Linked DNA regions of Homo sapiens: region 1 is linked to region 2. Evidence: chromatin loops called from intact Hi-C (ENCODE). Cell type or tissue: dorsolateral prefrontal cortex. All regions are shown on one strand. Links, peaks and the distances in the headings refer to the core of each region. The heading gives the core; the rest is flanking DNA.

Region 1 (8,679 bases), core at 284-8,283, 300 kb before region 2:
AGATGGTAGGAGAGGTTGATCCTGCAGGCCGACTGATTTAATGCCCTGATTTCCAGCTTAGGTTTCATATGCCAGTCATAAAGTGTAAGAAATAAATATCCTAAAACAATTATTTTTTTAAAAAAGTTTGGCTTATAAGCAAAATATCTAAAAACATTTCTAATTTTTATACAGAAGAGGAAAAAATAATCAGATAATCATTGATTTTGTTTTTTGTTTTTTTTTGGGGGAGGTAAGTTATATATATGGTTGGGAAATTCTAACAGCACGAAAGTTACAAAATGAAGAGTAGGAGCCTCTCCTCCTCTATCCCAAACCCATTCTTTATAACCATTATTAACAATTTTTCTGAATTTTCCCAGAAACAATTTTATGCATATACTCACGTATATAAGTGTATAAAGCTATTTTAAAAATTATACTCACAAGAAATGGTTGTTTTATTATTGTGATCTTACAAATATTTCTCAGCATGTATATTTACATCTGTCTCACTTCAGTGTTTCATAAATACCCTGTTATATGGCTGTACCATATTATTTAACCAGTATTTTAGTGCCATTGATGGACTGTTGCCTTTTAAAAAAAATTACAGTTGATGCTGCATAAACATCCCATTGTATGTAACTTGATGGACTTGTATGAGTATATCCATGGGTAAATCCTTAAAAATTGTGATTACTGCATCAAATGATATATTGCTTTGCATTTTTTTAAACATTATTATTATTATTACTATTATTATTTTGTAGAGACGGAGGTCTCACTTTTTTGTCCAGGCTAGTCTCAAACTCCTGGACAACAGGAGCAATCCTCCCGTCTACCAAAGTGTTGGGATTATAGGCATGACCCACTGCACCTGACCGCTTTGCATTTATAATGTTGATAAATATTGCCTAATTTCCCTCCAGAAAGGTGGTATCAAGTTACATTCCTACAACAGTATGTGAGATGGCCCACGTCCCCAGACTTCTTCCCAAATTAAGGATCATCAGTCATTTCAATTTTTACCTGACCTGATAGGTGAAACAAGGTAGTATTTCCTTGCTACTCCATTTGCATTTAATTTTTGAATGAGGTTATCTTTGCATATGTTTATTGTCCATTTGCATTTCATTGTCTATAAATTACCTGTTTATGGTCTTTGCCCATTTTTATACTAGGCTGTTTCTTTCTTATTAATTAATATAAATTCTGTGAGTGAGGAAATGAGCTCTGTGTCAGTTGTGTGGTAAATAACTACTGTACCTTCTCTCATTAAACTTTTGACTTGGTTTTTTTTATCCATTTAGAAGTTTTACATACTTACAGAGACTAATTTGTCATTCTTTTATGACCTCTGTGTTTTCTGTCCTGCTTAAACTGGCCTCCAAGATTATAAATTCACCCATACGTTCTTCTGAAATTGTTTTCATTCTTTCATTCTTTTGCATGTAGCCTACCTTTATTTTGACACAAGGAGAAAGCACAGTATCTAACTTTATTTTCCCATGTTAACTAGTAGCACCAGCACCACTTGTTGGTAATCCTTCTTTTACTCCCGATTTAAAATGCTACCTTTGTTAAGAATTTAAGTCCATCTCTGAGCTTTTTTTATTGTTGTCTTATTGATCTGTTCACATTTTTTCTTCCATGCCAGTGTTTCTTTTCTTTTTGATTCTTACAGTTTCATAATAGGTTTTTTTTTTTTTTCTGGAAAGGCTAGTCCCTGCCTCTCAACCCTCCCTATTTCTCCTTTTGTTTTTTCTGAGTGTCTGTAGCTACTGGTGCATTTTTCAGATGAACTTTAATATTACTTTTAATTGCCAAAAAATAATTTTTGGTATTATAATTTGAATTGAGTTGAATATAGATGTAATATAAAGAGAGTTTACATCATTATAATATCTAATTTTCCTGAGAGCATTGTCTTTCTTTCCACTTACTTAGAGTTTCTGAGTTTTTTTCAAATAGATCCTGTACATTTCTTAAGTTTATATTTAGGCATTTTGGTTGCTATTATTAATGTGATTTTTATTTTCGTTATAATTTAAAATTTTTCTTTGTTTAGAATAGCTGTTGATTTTAAAATATAATCCTGTAACCCGCCACCTTCCCAAAACAGACTTCGGTATTGTTTTTATTGTCTTTTCCGTTGATTCTCTTGAGTTTTCTAGGTATATAATTATATCATTGGCAAACAGTGACAATTTCCATTCTTCCTTTTAAATGTTTAGACCTTCAATTTTATTTGCTTATCTTATTACATTGCTTAGTAGTTCTAGAACAATGTTAAATGGCAGGCATCTTTTCGTTGTTTGTAATTTTTTTTTTTTTTCCCTCAAGACAGGGTCTCACTCTGTCACCCAGACTGGAATGCAATGGTGCGTTCAGGGCTCACTGAAGCCTTGACCTCCCAGGCTCAGATGATCCTCCCACCTCAGCTTCTCAAGTAGCTGGGGCCACAGGCGTGTACCACCACACCTGGCTAATTTTTGTATTTTTTGTAGAAACAAGGTTTCACCATGTTGCCCAAGCTGGTCTCGAACTCCTGAGCTCAAGTGACCCACCTGGCTTGACCTCCAAAAGTGCTGGAATTGCAGGCATGAGCCACCATGCCAGCCTGTTGTTTGTAATTTTAATGAGAATGTGGTGAGTGTTTTATCATTAAGTAAGGTGATGGCTTTTCGATCTCATTTATCTTTTCTCTCATCATAAGGAAATACTCATTTATTTTTATTTTTTTAAATCAAGGATTATTTTTAATTTTGGAAAAATCTTCATGGCGTATTTTGGAGTGATTTATGGTTTTTGTCTTTTGACCTTTTACTATGCTGTTATATTAATATGTTTTCTAGTATTGCATTCTGGAAGGTATCCTACTTAGTTGTATTCTGGTCTTTCAATAATATTTATATTATTCTTTCAGTAATATTTATGTCATAATTGAAATGTCTGGTTGGCAATTTTTGTCATGTCAAGTCTTGGTATTAGTATGCTAGCCTCACAAAAAGGATTTGGAAGGTTTTCTCCTTTATTCTTTTTAAACAGTTAAAATAGTTATCTATTCCTTAGAAGATTGAAGAAATTTGTCTCTCAAACCATCTGAATTTGATACTTTTTGGGGGTAGCACTTTAATAACTTAAACTGTTTTCCTTTGTATTATTAGTCTTTTGTTTCAGTCTCTGCCAGGGATAATTTTGACATAACATTTTCCTAGAAAATTATCTATTAAGTTATATCTTCAAATTCATTTGTATCTAGTTTTGCAAAGTAAACTTTCTTATATGTAGTAATTTTCTTTTTTAAAATTTCTAACTTTGTGTATTTGGGCTTTACTGGTTTTTAAGAACTTGCAATTGCATTTATCTATCAATTCTATTATTCCATATTTTCTAATAGAATAATTTGTGCTTTTATCTTTGCTATGTATTTCTTTCATTGGGTAATTTGTCTTTTTGCTAGTTTCTTGACTTAAAGACTAAATACATTGATCATATAATAGTTACCTAGGTGTTTAAGGTTGTGAATGTCCTTTGAGCTTGTGAATGTCCTTTGAGCACCGTTTTAGTTGCATTCCACTGTATGTTACTTTCTAGATATCCTGCAACTTCTCTTTTGCATCCTTCTTTAACTCGAGTTATTTAATGAGAAAATCGTCTCATTTCCAAGTTGTTTGGTTTTTTTCCCCTCTTTGTTTTGTCATGCATTTAAAGTTTTTATTGCACTGTGAAGGGAGAATATGGTCTGTGTCATGTCAGCTGTTTGGAGTTTATTGAGTTTTCCTTGTGGCCTAATATATGATTTTGTAAATGATCCAACGGCTTTTAAAAAGAAGAGTTATTCTGTTATAAGAATATAAAGTTTGAGATAAACCCCCCACCTTATAATATAGGTCTTAGTTCAAACTAATCACTTATTTTATAAATTGTTTGTTTTTGCATTGCCTACAATTTGTGCTTTACAAATTTTGTTGCTCTGCCTTTTGATATATAAATATTTACTATTCATATCCTCACTGTAAATTAAGCCCTTCATTAACCATTAGTGGCCCCTTTGACTCATTTAACCTCCTCTGCCTAGAATTCAGGCTTGTTAGATTTAAATTTGGCAATCCAGTTTTCTATTTGTTAACGTAATCTATCTTTTTTTTACTTTTCACCTTTCTGAGTCATTTTGTTTTAGATGTGATTCTTGTTTACAATATATAGTAGCTTTTTAAAATCAAAATCATTTTTAAAAGTTCTAAAAAAACTTTTTGAACCTCAGTTTCCCCATCTGTAAAATGGGTAGTTGAAAGTACCTATTGGATAAGATAAGATTTGTGCTACTCACTTTACATATATCTTCTCATTTAATTCACGTAAAGCTATCCTTTCAAGGTACTTCTTATATTTTTTGTCAGATGAGAAAACTGACTTAGGAAGGTGACTTTTCCAAGGTCACTCAATTGCTAATTGGTTGAGCTGTGATTCATCCCCAATCCAAGGCTTTCTAAATTCTAAAATCTTTCTACTTAGCCCATACGGCAGCATCGCACCATGGGTGAAACCCCAGGTCACCCTGCGTGAAATGGTTCCTAGCTTTTAAGACAAGTTGTAGCAAGCAGGGTAACCTGGTAACTAGGCTCACTTTTGGACTTAATTGGAACCAGACTGCAGGGGGCTCAAGGGTCAGGCTAGCAGTCTTCTCACCAGTACGTCCTACCTGCCCCACCTTCCCAGAATGAGAGCAGCTCTGCTGCTGGGTGTGGGGCCTGGCCACACATGGGGCCTTGCCTGCCCCTGCCCTCTCCAAGCTTTTCCCAAGGCTGGCAGGCACCCTCTGAGCACTGTTTCTAGCCTCAGCTCCATGTGACAGTCAGAGACAGCAGATGGAGCCAAAGACTTGGAGAAAAATGACACCCAGTTCAGAGTCCATGTTCCCTGGGGCCCAGACCCCAGTGTTGAATGTGGAGGAAAGGGCTTGGTTTATTGTTGGGGGTGGAGATTAGCAGGGGCTTTTCTTGTACCCTCTCCCTGTGGTGATTATGTCTAGGTATCAGTGAGGAAGAGGGACCCAGCGGGGCCCAGCTAGCATGAAAACTTCCTGGAAGTTAAGGCCTGGCTCCCACAGGGTGCCTGATGAGCCTTTATAAAATATCTAGAGGCATACCCTATGTCCACTTGGTCTCTATTCCTCCAGGCCTGTGGTTCCAGTAGGGGTTCAGCGAATATTGGCTGGATGAACTGGGCAAAGTATTGACTGAGCTGCTTTATTCGCAACAAGAACAGACAGGAAAGTGTATTTAGACTGACTCCTGCAGCATCTGGCACTGGGCATTAAGAGAAATAGTGCTCAGCCTGTGCACACATTGGGCAGGGTATCAGTCCAGCTGCAATACTTTCACCTGTGTGAGTGGGGCCATCACTAAGTCTCCTAGGGTCTTCTCTGTAAAGTGGAGATGATGCTGACTGTGGAGTTGGCCCTGACCTTGTGCCATTTTCAAGGATGATGAAGATGCTTTTGATTGTGCGCTCTCCCTGTAGGCCTCTCCTGGGCTTTGTGGCAGGCGAGAGCACATGCTTGTTGGAGCTCTGTGAGGCCCAGGCAGTGCCTGGTTCCCTGGGGTCACCTGGGCATAACAGTGCCCATCTTGTCAGTTGAACTGTGTGGCTAAGGGTGAAAGACTAAGTAGTTGGAACTCACGGCAACTTGCACACATGCTCTGCGCCCACAGTTAAGTATAGTTGGAAAAGTGGTGCTCTCAGCAGTGACCTCAGTCTCTGTCATTCAGACCCAGGAGTGGGTCTCAGAAGAGGCTGGAGGCCAAGCTTGGCCGTAGCTCTGCTCTTATTATATGATGCCCAGTGGCCCAGGTTCCTGACCACTCAGACTGGAAGAGCCAAGTCATCCTGGCAGGGGCCAAGGCTCTGACCTCAGTCCTTCTTGGTGCCAGCTTAGTGTGTGTGCCAGGCTGGATTGGATGTGTCAGGGGAGGGGGAATTGGGAGAAGACATAGCTTTCCTTGAGTACCTACTGTGTGCCACGTGCTGAGCTAGGCTCTCCAAGTACTAATTTCTGATCCTCTCAGGAATCTTCCAAAGCTGGGACTCTTATCCCCTCTTTGCAGCTGGAAAAACTGAAGCCAAATGCCATTTAATCGCACAGCTATTGAGTGAGAACCAGTAAGCCAGTCCCCCAAAACCTAAGCTTTACCCCTCATGCCAATAGCTTTTAAACATTTTTAGCTAAAGAACTTGAATATCAAATTTTATGAAGAATCCCCACAAATACAACCTATAGAAAGGGAGCCAGTCTGGCTGAAATGCAAATGGGTGACTTGGGCCCTTCTGTTCCTGCCCCTCCTCACACCTATGGCAGCCCCAGGACTCCCTGGGAACACAAGGCTCCTTGGAATCCAGTTTGGAAATGGGTCCTGTGCCCTAGAACCATGGATGGGAGAGCTCAAGACACCGCCCCTGCTGTCTGCAGGTGCATAGAGCCGGAGCTTTAGCTTCCCCGTCTGTGAAATGGAGCTGCTGATCCCTGTCTTGCAGCCTGCTAAAGAGAGTCCGTGAGGTGTGTTTGTTTTGTTTTGTGTTTTGTTCTTTTGAACTGAAAATTGAGGTGTTTCAACTATGGTTGAGAACCTACTGGCTGCCAGATAGTCAACTAGGTGTTTGTACGCATGATCTCATTCGGAAAGACTGCCTTCGCCCATGAGCAAGAGTGTGAAAGTGAAGGTTTATTTGTTCACGAGAGGGTGATGGAACAGCTTGTCACAAACTGTAAGTGTAGTCCTGGCACATGGCTTGGAGAGGACCTGAATTCCGGTGGGTGGCTGTGGAAGTGGAGAGGAAGAGCTGACAGAGACTCTGCCCTGAACAGCTGTCAGCACCTGGTGGAGACTGAGCAGGTGCAAAGAGGGCAGAGGGGAGGCGATAGCTGAGAGAGGGCCAGCTGGCGTTTGGAGTTAGAGGAAGAAATGGGAAAGGAGGAAGCCTAGAGCAGGAAAATCAAGGATAATGTCCTTTCTGGATGAGAGGGGTCAGCGCACAGAGGCTAGAGAGAAGAGAGAGGCCCCTGCTGCTGTCTGCTGAACGCTTACTGGGGCCATGTACATAACCAGTGTACCCAATGAGTAGGACCTAAGCCTTTATTTTCAGATGGGGAAACTGAGGTTCAAAGGAGAAACTTTTACCAGTAAGTAAAAGACCATCGGTTCTGGCCATAAGTCATGGTGACTTTAGCTGTGAAGATTCAAATTAGAGGATGCTGGCAGAGGGTGAAAGCAAGCTGAGAAAGGCTAATGCCTAGGGAGTGAGGCATAAGTCAGAATCACTTGGGAGTTTTGTGCCCAGCCAGAGAAACCCCTACTCCTTCAGGTGTGGAGCTTCTGGAAACTCTTCTCTACTCAAGAAGGGCAGAGGTGCTTTGCAGGAAGGGCCTGGACACACCGATTCTTGGCGCCCACTCTGGGGCCTCAGAGTTCCCCACTCTCCTGACCTAGCCTGGCTTGGCCTGCTGAGGTGCTGGATGCCACACTCTGTGATCTTATTCAAATGTCAGCTTTTCCTAGCATTAACATCCATTGACCCATTTAAAATAGACACACTTGGAGAAGGAAATCAAAAAGCAAAACAAAGGAGCAGTTGCTTTTCCAATCACATACACCTTGTGCAGCTTAATGAAGTCATAACAGAACCAAAGGCAGGTGCGGTATCTGTGCTTTTCAGGGAGAAAAGCAGGTGTCACCATTATCATCTGGATGCCCTTTGGCCACAGCATTTTTAGACCATCTGAGGCACTGCCAAGAATATTCCTGTGGCTTAGTGATGAGCCTTTTGGCAAGGTTAGGAAATTAGAACTCACCTTAGTTGTGTATTTAATTAAGGGTAGGGAGAAAGTCACAGGATTTCCTTTTTCTCTCCTTTCCCTCTGGAAGCAAGGGGCCACATACAACCATCTCCGCATCTTTCAGCTTTGACTGCTCCTGCCCCGTAATCTTGACTCCTGGAGGTTGTGGCTTTTACTCACTCTCTTAGTTTGGCTTCTTGAGAGTTTCTAAAATTGTACAAGGTCATAGCCAAGAGATTGCCTCTTAGCAACCTCGTGCCAGTGGCCTTGCGCCTATCCCCTGGTCTCCCACACTTACAGGAGGCCCACAGAGAGAGTCATGCTGCTGTTTTCTTTGTAGGCACACAACAGAACAGTGTTTTCCAACCTTTTCCTCATAATCACTGTACAGATAGACTGTATCATGACCCAATGCACATGCAGGTGGAGAAAGTGAAAGGCTTTACAAAATAGTATCCTTACCTCCTGACTTCCATTGCATTGCATTCTACTCCAATTTTTTATTTTCCTTTTCACTTGAAAACCACTGGTCTTAATGCACTGCATTGCCACCTCAGTTTGGAAACCTGCAGTAGTGCTCAGGCTCTGGAGGTCAGGCCCCTGTGCTCTGCTGCCCCACCCTGCCCACCTGGCAAGCAGGTCTGGAGGCCTCTGTCCCTCAGCTGGTCTCAGCAGTACTGGCTGCAGGTGACTATTACAGTGGCAGTGGCTGGGGAGGCCTTCTATTGATGCAACATTCTGTGTGGGGAAAGGCCCACTTGATAAAACTGTTTGGTTTTACTTAAAAGGAGTGTAGGTGAGGAAACAAACTACACAACAATGTGAATGAACTGGAAAAGTAAGAAAAGATAATGCAGGTG
Region 2 (8,679 bases), core at 476-8,475:
GAACCCTGCGCTCCAGTCCCTGGCCCTGCCAGCCCCCAAGGTGGCTTCCCTGGAGGAAGACATGTGTTTCTCCTTGGCGAGCACTTCTCTCAGTGCTGCAGAGTGTCCCTGTGTTTCTGCAGCCAGGCAGGACTGGACTTGGCAGAGCACAGCAGGACTGCAGGAGGAGGCTGGGGGTTGCTCTGGGGTCATCATATTCAGGACCACACACGGTCGACAGGCTCAGGCCAGTGAAGTTCCCTCTCCTCATGGGACAACCAGAAGCTCAGGGGCAGCCTGGTGGGTTTTCTATAAAGCAAAATGCAGCCATTGAAAGGGCTGTCCTGGGTTCTGCCATTAGGAACTTCCTATTTCTTAGGTGGGGGAAACTTTTCTCTAAAGCAATGAGGGTACCAGCAAATCAGAGACATAAACTGAGGGCCACTGGCATACGGAGCTTGCTGCATGGGTTACCAGGTTTTTATTTTCTTTAAGTCCATTCTTTCAGGCTGTATTTCCAGCTTTGCTTTGGAAGCTCTGGCCACTCTGAGCCCACATTCCTTCGTGGCCCTATGCCTGGAGCTGAGCAGGGGCCACCCTGAAACAGGCCCACCCACTTCCCACCCCTGCTCCTCTCTGCAGTGAACAGAACAGTGAGGATCCAGAGTGTGAACCCCATGGACCGGGAGGAGTATGTGTCCCACAGGACAGCACTGGGGTTCACGCTTCTGCAGAGTCCCCAGCCTGGGGTCCGTCTCAATCATTCTCCCACCTCTGCTGGGAAACTCAGCTGCTGCAGTCACTTGTCATGGACTATTTTCATGCAGGTCCATCTTCCTCATTAGGTTGCCAAGGACATGGGACACAGGCTTAGGGGCCCCGGGGTTCGGGGACAAGGAGTGAGGTGAGGCTGCACAGACCTGAGTGCTCAGTTGAACCCTCTGAACCTTTTCAAGAGATCTGGAAAATTCTACTGTTCTTTTTTTTTTTTTTAAGAGGCGGTTTTGCTCTGTTGCCCAGGCTAGAGTGCAGTGGTACAAACATAGCTCACTGTAACCTCGACCTCCTGGGCTCAAGCAATTGCACCTTGGCCTCACAAATAGCTGGAACTACAGGCATATACCGCATGCCTGGCTAATTATTAAAATTTTTTGTAGAGATGAGGTCTCCCTCTGTTGGCCAGGCTGAACTCCTGGGCTCAAGCGATCCTCCCACCTCGGCCTCCCAAAGGTCTGGGATTATAGGCATGAACCTCTGTGCCAGATGGGAAAATTATATTTTTTAAGTAATATCTCTCAGGTTTTAAATGTTGAAAATGAATTCATCTTTCAGTAATGATAATAATATTCTATAAGGAAAAGAAAATACATCTGCCAGCTAGGAGATGGCAGCCTCCAATTAGGAGCAAGGAGGTTCACCAGATCCCATGCTATCTGGTCAGTTGGTGTCAGGAGGGAATAAAACTATCCCATGCAAAATTTTCTGATCATCTTTTCCAGCCCGGCCCAGGACTGATTCCAGCACCTACCTAAGTCAGATCCTAGCCAGTCCTCAGGGAACTAGGTATGGAGCAGTGGACAGAGAAGGATAATTAAAGCAATATAGTGTGACATCCTGTAAATGAATGGAGACTTTCCAGAGGAATTCACAAGAAATTGCTAACACTGTGTTTCTCTGGAAGAGAAGCTGGTAGGAAGCCGGAGATTCTGCTTGCCTCTGTATACCCTTCTGATCTGTCTGGATCCTTAGTATGAGCATGTGTTAACTCTTACAATTGGGATTTTTTTTTTTTTTTTTTTGAGATAAGGGCTCACTCTGTCACTCAGGCTGGAGTGCAGTGGTGTGATCTCAGCTCACTGCAACCTCAACCTCCTAGGCTCAAGTAATCCTCCCACTTCAGTCCCCTGAGTAGCTGAGACTACAAGTACTCGACTCCGTGCCCAGCTAATTTTTACATTTTTAGTACAGATGGGGTTTCATCATGTTCGGCAGGCTGGCCTCGAACTCCTGAGCTTGAGCGATCTGCCCACCTCAGCTTCCCAAAGTGCTCGGATTACAGGCATGAGCCACCACGCCTGGCCTTTTACAATTTTTAAAATCTCTCTTTGTTGTTACAAACAGGGTCTTGCTACGTCACCCAGGCTTGCCTCAGACTCCTGAGCTAGAGCGATCCTCCCTCCTCAGCCTCCCAAGTAGCTGGGACTATAGGCCCATACCACTTTTACAATTTTTAAAACACAGAAACATTTTGTAATGAATCTGGATATAAACAGATGTGGTGATACCATCACAACATTGTAACCCCAGTGCACAGAGACCCCAGCAAGGCAGTAACCATGTCTATGAGAGGGAGAAGGAAAGTAGCACTTAAGCTTTCCCAGGAGTAACCCTGGGGGTGGGTTTTAGAGAATGAATAGGAGTTTTTCAGCGGGGCGCGGGGGCTCACACCTGTAATCCCAGCACTTTGGGAGGCCGAGGCAGGCAGATCACGAGGTCAGGAGATCGAGACCATCCTGGCTAACACGGTGAAACCCCGTCTCTACTAAAAACACAAAAAATTAGCCGGGCGTGGTGGCGGGTGCCTGTAGTCCCAGCTACTCGGGAGGCTGAGGCAGGAGAATGGTGTGAACCCAGGAGGTGGAGCTTGCAGTTAGCCGAGATCGTGCCACTGCACTCCAGCCTGGGCTACAGAGCCAGACTCCATCTCAAAAAAAAAGAGAATGAATAGGAGTTTTTCCAGGCAGACAAGAAGGAACACTTCGAAGACCCAGGACACCAGTAGCTGTGGGGATCACTGGGGAAGGTTTTGTGGCATTTGTGGAGGTGTTAAGCCTTGAAGGAGGGGAGAATCGGAGTGAGACGGGGGTTAGGGTAGGGAGTGTAGCACAGGCATGGACACAGCACAATGCCAGGGACAGTGGGATCTGGCTGCAGCTCCAGGAAGGCCATCTCCCTGATGTCAGGGAGGGGTGAAGACCTAGGTTCAAGTCCAGGTTCTCCCAATTACTTGGCGTGAAGCCTTGAATTTGCCCTATCCATGCCCCGTTCGCTCACCTGCTAAAGCAGGGATGTGTAGCAGGGCGTAATGGCGCACGCCTGTAGTCCCAGCTACTCAGAAGGCCGAGGCAGGAGGATGGCTTGAGCCCAGGAGTTTGAGGCCACTCTGACCAACATAGCCAAACCACATTTCTAAATAAGTAAATGGAAGCGTGGAAGTTGTGCCCTACTGAGAGTGTGTATGAGAAGCACCTGAGAACCACAGCTAATGAACTGCCCACAGGCTGTGAGGAGTTTGCACCGGTCCTCATTGCCTTGCTCAGGGTCAGCCCAGGAGAGGGGCCGCCCCACCCAACGCTGCCACACAGGCTGGGAAAAGCCATGGCTCTCCAACGGGCATCCACACTCCCGGCTAAGCAAAGGCTCTGCAAAGCTGGGGCCAGACAGCCACTCAGTGTCTGCTGTTTCCTCTGGCCCTGAATCGCAGGCCGCGCTGGATGGCTCTGGTGCCAAAGGGTGGCCTCTGAACAGGAACCTCGGCCTGGGAATGTCCCTGGGACCCCACAGGACCTGACCCGGAGCCACCACTAGAAGCCGGAGCTCCCAGGCCAGGGCTGCGGGAATGGCCCCGGGTCCTCTGCCCAGGGCCTGCAGGTGCTCCAGGTCAGCGGGCGACTTTGGCCGCTGCAGAGACCGAGATACGCGGGGTAACAGCCCGTTCCGGAGCCGGTCATCAGGCGCCAAGCCCCGCTGGGCTCCTCGCAGCCGCGGGACCTTTCTCCGCCCTTCCCGAGGCTGAGTTTCCTGAACGGGAAGCTGCCGGCCCGCGGGGCAGCCGGGAGCAGCCAGGGCGTGAGGACGTGGGTTCCCGTCACCCCCGGCTTGGAACAGCAGCGCCGCAACAACCGCTGGCGTTCATCGAGCCTCTCAGCAGCCCTGCGAGGCGATCCCGGGGAGAATCCCACGCCACAGCCGAGGAAACTGAGGCAGGCAGGGTGACACACAGCCCAGTAGTGGCGGGCGGGCGCCCAGGCTGCCACCGCGCTGAGGACCGGCCCCTCTGCCAGCCGGGAGGTGCGCGTGGCCTAGGCGGGGGCGCCCTCTGGCGGCCGCGGGTTCCAATCCCTGCCGGCCTCGCAGGCGTGGGGCAGGACAGCCGCGCTCTCGCCAGGGCCCAGAGCCCCACTTTGCCAAGGAGCTGTCGCTGGAGCGGTGACTTTGTTCAGGGCCGAGAACCGGAGGAGGAGGCCAGACTTGCTGCTGGGCAGCTGGCACATGGGACATGGGGTGTTATGACTCCAGCATTTATGGAGCGCCTGCTGTGTGCTCTGCAGGTATAGTCCCATGACCACCCCCCGAGCATGGGGTTATCTCATTCTTTTTTTTGGGGGCGGGGGGGACGGAGTCTCTCTCTGTCGCCCAGGCTGGAGTGCAGCAGCGCGATCTCGGCTCACTGCAACCTCCGCCTCCCAGGTTCAAGCGACTCTCCTGCCTCAGCCTCCTGAGTAGCTGGGATTACAGGTAGGCACCACCACGCTAATTTTTGTATTTTTAGTAGAGGTTTCACCATGTTGGTCAGGCTGGTCTCGAACTCCTAACCTCATGATCCACCTCCCTCAGCCTCCCAAAGGGGTTATCTCATGCTATGGATGAGGCCCTGAGGCTCAGAGACCCGTCTGACTCTAAAGCCACCCATTAGGACTGACCCCAGACAGCCCCTTAATAGCCACTGGGTTCCACTGTGGCCAGGGGAGTGTGGCATGAGGCAAAAGGGACCATTTCCCCTCTGAAACATGAGCTGAACTAGATCAGTGTTTTGCCAGCATTCAGGTCCACCTTGCAGCATGTGCAGGACGCACCTATCACCCGTGTTCATATTCACATCCTAACGCCAGGCCTACACAGTACTGACCATGGGCACCACCTGACCGCTGTCAGCTTATTTGAGGATCACACCAACAACCACGCTCTTGTTAGAAATTAATATGACCCCGTTTTATGAATGGAAAATGGAGGCTCAGAGCAGCTGAGCACCTTTCCACAGTCACACAGCCAGGTGGCGTCAAATCCAGCAACCCAACCCTGGCCACCGGCTCCCGGCCTCTGCGAGGTGGAGCTTCCAGCTAATCCAGCTCCACTCTGCTCAAGCCATTTTTCTTTTTTTTTTTTTTAAAGAAATGAGGTTCACTATGTTGCCTCGACTAGTCTTGGTTCCGGTACTCAAGCTGAGTATGGGAATTAAAAGCATGAGCCACCACCCAGGCCTATATTCTTTTTTACAATTTATCCCTAAACGAAACTTTGTATCTCTGACATAAGTGGAAAATCACTTTCACATGGCTAAATACAGGTAGCTGTAAAAATCAAATACAATTTATGGCCAGTGCTGTGGCTCACACGTGTAATCCCAGCACTTTGGGACGCTGAGGCGGAAGGGCCACTCGAGCCCAGGAGTTTGAGACCAGCCTGGGCAGCATAGTGAGACTTCATCTCTTAAAAAAGAAAAAAATAAATCAAATACAATTTACATCAAATAAAGTGATCCAGTTCTGACCAGAGAGAATGGTCAGCAGAGAGTCTGGCATTCTAGACAGGGTTCCATTTCCATTGAAGAGGTTTCTGTGTTACAAGCAAGTGAACTGGTGGGACACTGCCTGGTTTTCTCCTGAATCCCACCCCACTGCGGCACAGATCTCACTCCCCATACCCCAGCAGCACCTCCTCCCAATCCCCAGCCTCTCCACTGCAACATGAAGCATGGAAGAAAGATGAAGGTGTGTGTGTCACTCGCTGTAGAGTGCTGAGAGACGCAGGGAAGACAGAGGCATAGGTGTCCGTAATTGGGGTGCAGGTGGTGAGACACGGGGAAGATGGTGGTGTGGGTGTCCATCTCTGCTGTGAGGTAGAGGGCAGACCCCATGTAGATCTAGGGTCATGAGTTAGCCTTGATATATGAGTGGTGACTTACATGACAACTGAAACCAGTGCCATGGTCTGAATGCATTTATCCCCCCAAAATGTACCTGTTGATGTCCTAATTCCATAGTGATGGTATCAGGATGTGGGGCCTTTTGGGGGTGACTAGGCCATGAAGGAGGAGTGCTCATAATTGGGCTCCAAGCCCTGATAGCAGAGCACTGGCTCGGCACGCCAACTTCTGCCTGCGAGGACACAGTGAGGACACCGGCAGGCTGCATCCCGGAAGACAGCCCTCTGCAGAGCCCGCCCCTGCTGCCACTCTCATCTTGGAGTTACCACCCTCCTGAACTGTGAAAAAGGAATGTGTGTTGTTCTAAGTACCCCGATTGTTGTTATTTGTTATCACAACCTGAACAGACTAAGACAGGCAGCATGAGCATGTGCTCTTGATCGACATGGACACAGATAAATGAAAACCCACCACACATTCCCCAGGGTGTACACACACCTGTCCCCATGCGTCTCACACAAGATGCGCTGGAGGTAGGAAAGGGGAGGGAAATTGGGGCTGGGAAGCAGGAAGACGCAGCGAGCCCAGAGGGCATGGTGCCCTGATCTGATGAAAAAGATAAAAATAGAACGAACTAGAATCAAATGCCCCGCATAGGGCCCGGCCAATTCTAACCCTCAAGCCCCCCACACCCAGCTGTGGACCCTGGGACAGCCACTGTATTATCTGCGCCTCTGCCTGTCCACTGGGGGCCCTGCGGGCAGGACTGCTGTGTTGCCTCTGTGCCTGGCCCATGGATGTCTGACTATGGGTCTCTGTAAACACGGGGGCAATGTCCCCAGTCCCTCAGAGCAGCCACACCAGATGGGCCTTCCAGACTGGCTCTGTCAAGACCTGAAATTCCCAAGTCCTTAAAAGGCTGCAAATCCTCCCCCCACTCCACAAAGACAACACACAAATAAATCATAACTGCTGTGTCCTAAGCACATCGTGTGTGCCTGGATTTTACACACATATTTGTCATCTTCACAACGTAAGTAATATTTGGTCCATTCTTTGAATGGGGAAACAGGCAGAAAGAACTTAAATGACTTGCCTCAAAGTTACCCAGCTGGCACAAGCAGGGTTCAGGTCCAGCTAGGCCTGATCCCACCTTCTGCCCTCTTCTGACAGCCCCAGGCTGCCTCCCACCACACACAACACACACACACATGCATGCACACACACATGCACTTGCACAGCCACATGACATGTGCAAGGACACACACATATACATATACACAGACACACACATGCATACACAGAGACACACAGACACACACACACATGGGTCACAGCCCAAAATAACACCTTCCTGGAGCTAACGCCTCTCCTTCCCCCTCACCCCGAGTGTGTATGGATTCCTCCAGCCCAAGCCTCCCTCCCCAAATCACCCCTCTCTAGCCCTGTCAGATTCAGAAGGATCTCCTCCTCAGGTCAGCCTCCATCTCTGACAAATCCCCCCACCCCATCCTCTGGTCCTGCTCCCCCAGGGCTCCCAGCACCTGGCCCAGTGGACCAGCTGCAGGCCACACCTCTCTACTGGTGGAGAGGGAAACCCTGGGCTCTCGGGTAGAGCTGCGGGTGCTGGTGGTGGGTGGCCATGCCTTCGTCCATGTCCATCCAACATGCACTCCCTGTGTGCCTGGACCCCACTCCCTCTCCTCCAGGCCTTTGTGCCATGCACAAGCTCCAGGCCTGGGGCCCCATCCTGATGGAGAGAAGTGGTCAGGAAAGTGGGCAGGCCTCAGGGCTTCAAGCCAGGCCCCAAGAGGCAGAGGGGAGAGTGACAGGACCTGGAGCTGAGACTTAGGAACGTGACAGGTGGCCAGTGTGGTGGCTCATGCCTGTAATTCCAGCACTTTGAGAGGCTGAGGTGGGTGGATCGCTTAAGCCCAGGAGTTCAAGACCAGCCTGGACGATATAGCAAGACCCCATTTCTACTATTTAAAAAATATGTATATAATTTTTTTTCTTTTTTTTTCCAGAGTCTCGCTCTGTCGCCCAGGCTGGAGTGCAGTGGTGCAATCTCAGCTCGCTGCAACCTCCACCTCCTGCGTTCAATCGATTCTCCTGCCTCAGCCTCCCAAGTAGCTGGGACTATAGGCGCATGCCACCACGCCCACTAATTTTTGTATTTTTAGTAGAGACAGGGTTTCACCATGTTAGCCAGGATGGTTTCGATCTCCTGACCTCGTGATCCGCCCGCCTGGTCCTCTCAAAGTGCTGGGATTACAGGCGTGAGCCACCACACCTAGCCTATATTTAAATTTTTTTAAAGAAAACAGACAGGTGCTCTCCAGAGCAGCAGCGCGTGGTAGCACAGAGCGGCAGGGTGCACTCACCGTGTGAGCACACCACGCAGAGTGTTTCTGCACGCACGTGTGCCCCAGAGCAGCCTGTGTGCCTCTGCATGCCTCTGGGAGTCTGTGCACTTGTGCATGAAGGGGAGAGTCTGTGAGAAAGGATGGGTAGTGCAGAAGGCGAGAACACAGGCTCTGAGACCGGCACGCCAGGCTCACATGCTGTGCAAGTTCCCTCACTGGTGACAGTGGCAGCCAGAGCCGCACCTGGCAGAGCGTGAACGGGCTCCTTATCATTTCCACTCTGCAGGCATCTCTGTGGGCTGCACAAGGTCCCTGTGGCGGGGACTCTGCCCACTCCCGACTGTATCCCCAGGGCCAGGGACATGGCGAGTGCACGTATCTGGCATGTGTGAATCTGCCTAGCGCCGT

The links. A loop is a pair of places that touch in the nucleus more often than their neighbours do. Peaks named below come from ENCODE experiments on the same cell type or tissue, not always from the same donor. Only the 100,000 strongest peaks of a DNase experiment are listed, where the experiment ranks them.
Region 1: a loop joins it to region 2, with 5 times the contacts of the local background. A loop is called at or near these places in 5 of 110 quality-filtered maps.

The regions. Positions count from the first base shown.
Region 1 is chr3:128,302,400-128,311,078 of GRCh38, forward strand. The region is part of intron 4 of EEFSEC (eukaryotic elongation factor, selenocysteine-tRNA specific); the gene reads left to right. Among named protein-coding and RNA genes, the nearest start is that of EEFSEC, 150 kb to the left of the region's middle. In dorsolateral prefrontal cortex, for the core only: no CTCF peak of the experiment used is centred there; no DNase peak of the experiment used is centred there.
Region 2 is chr3:128,604,451-128,613,129 of GRCh38, forward strand. No RefSeq gene overlaps it. Among named protein-coding and RNA genes, the nearest start is that of LINC01565, 33 kb to the left of the region's middle. RefSeq lists a silencer at 3,968-4,167 and an enhancer at 4,178-4,357. In dorsolateral prefrontal cortex, for the core only: CTCF peaks have their summits at 4,076 (motif pointing left) and 4,278; DNase peaks (open chromatin) are centred at 3,505 and 4,071; H3K4me3 peaks cover 1,183 bases; H3K27ac peaks cover 669 bases.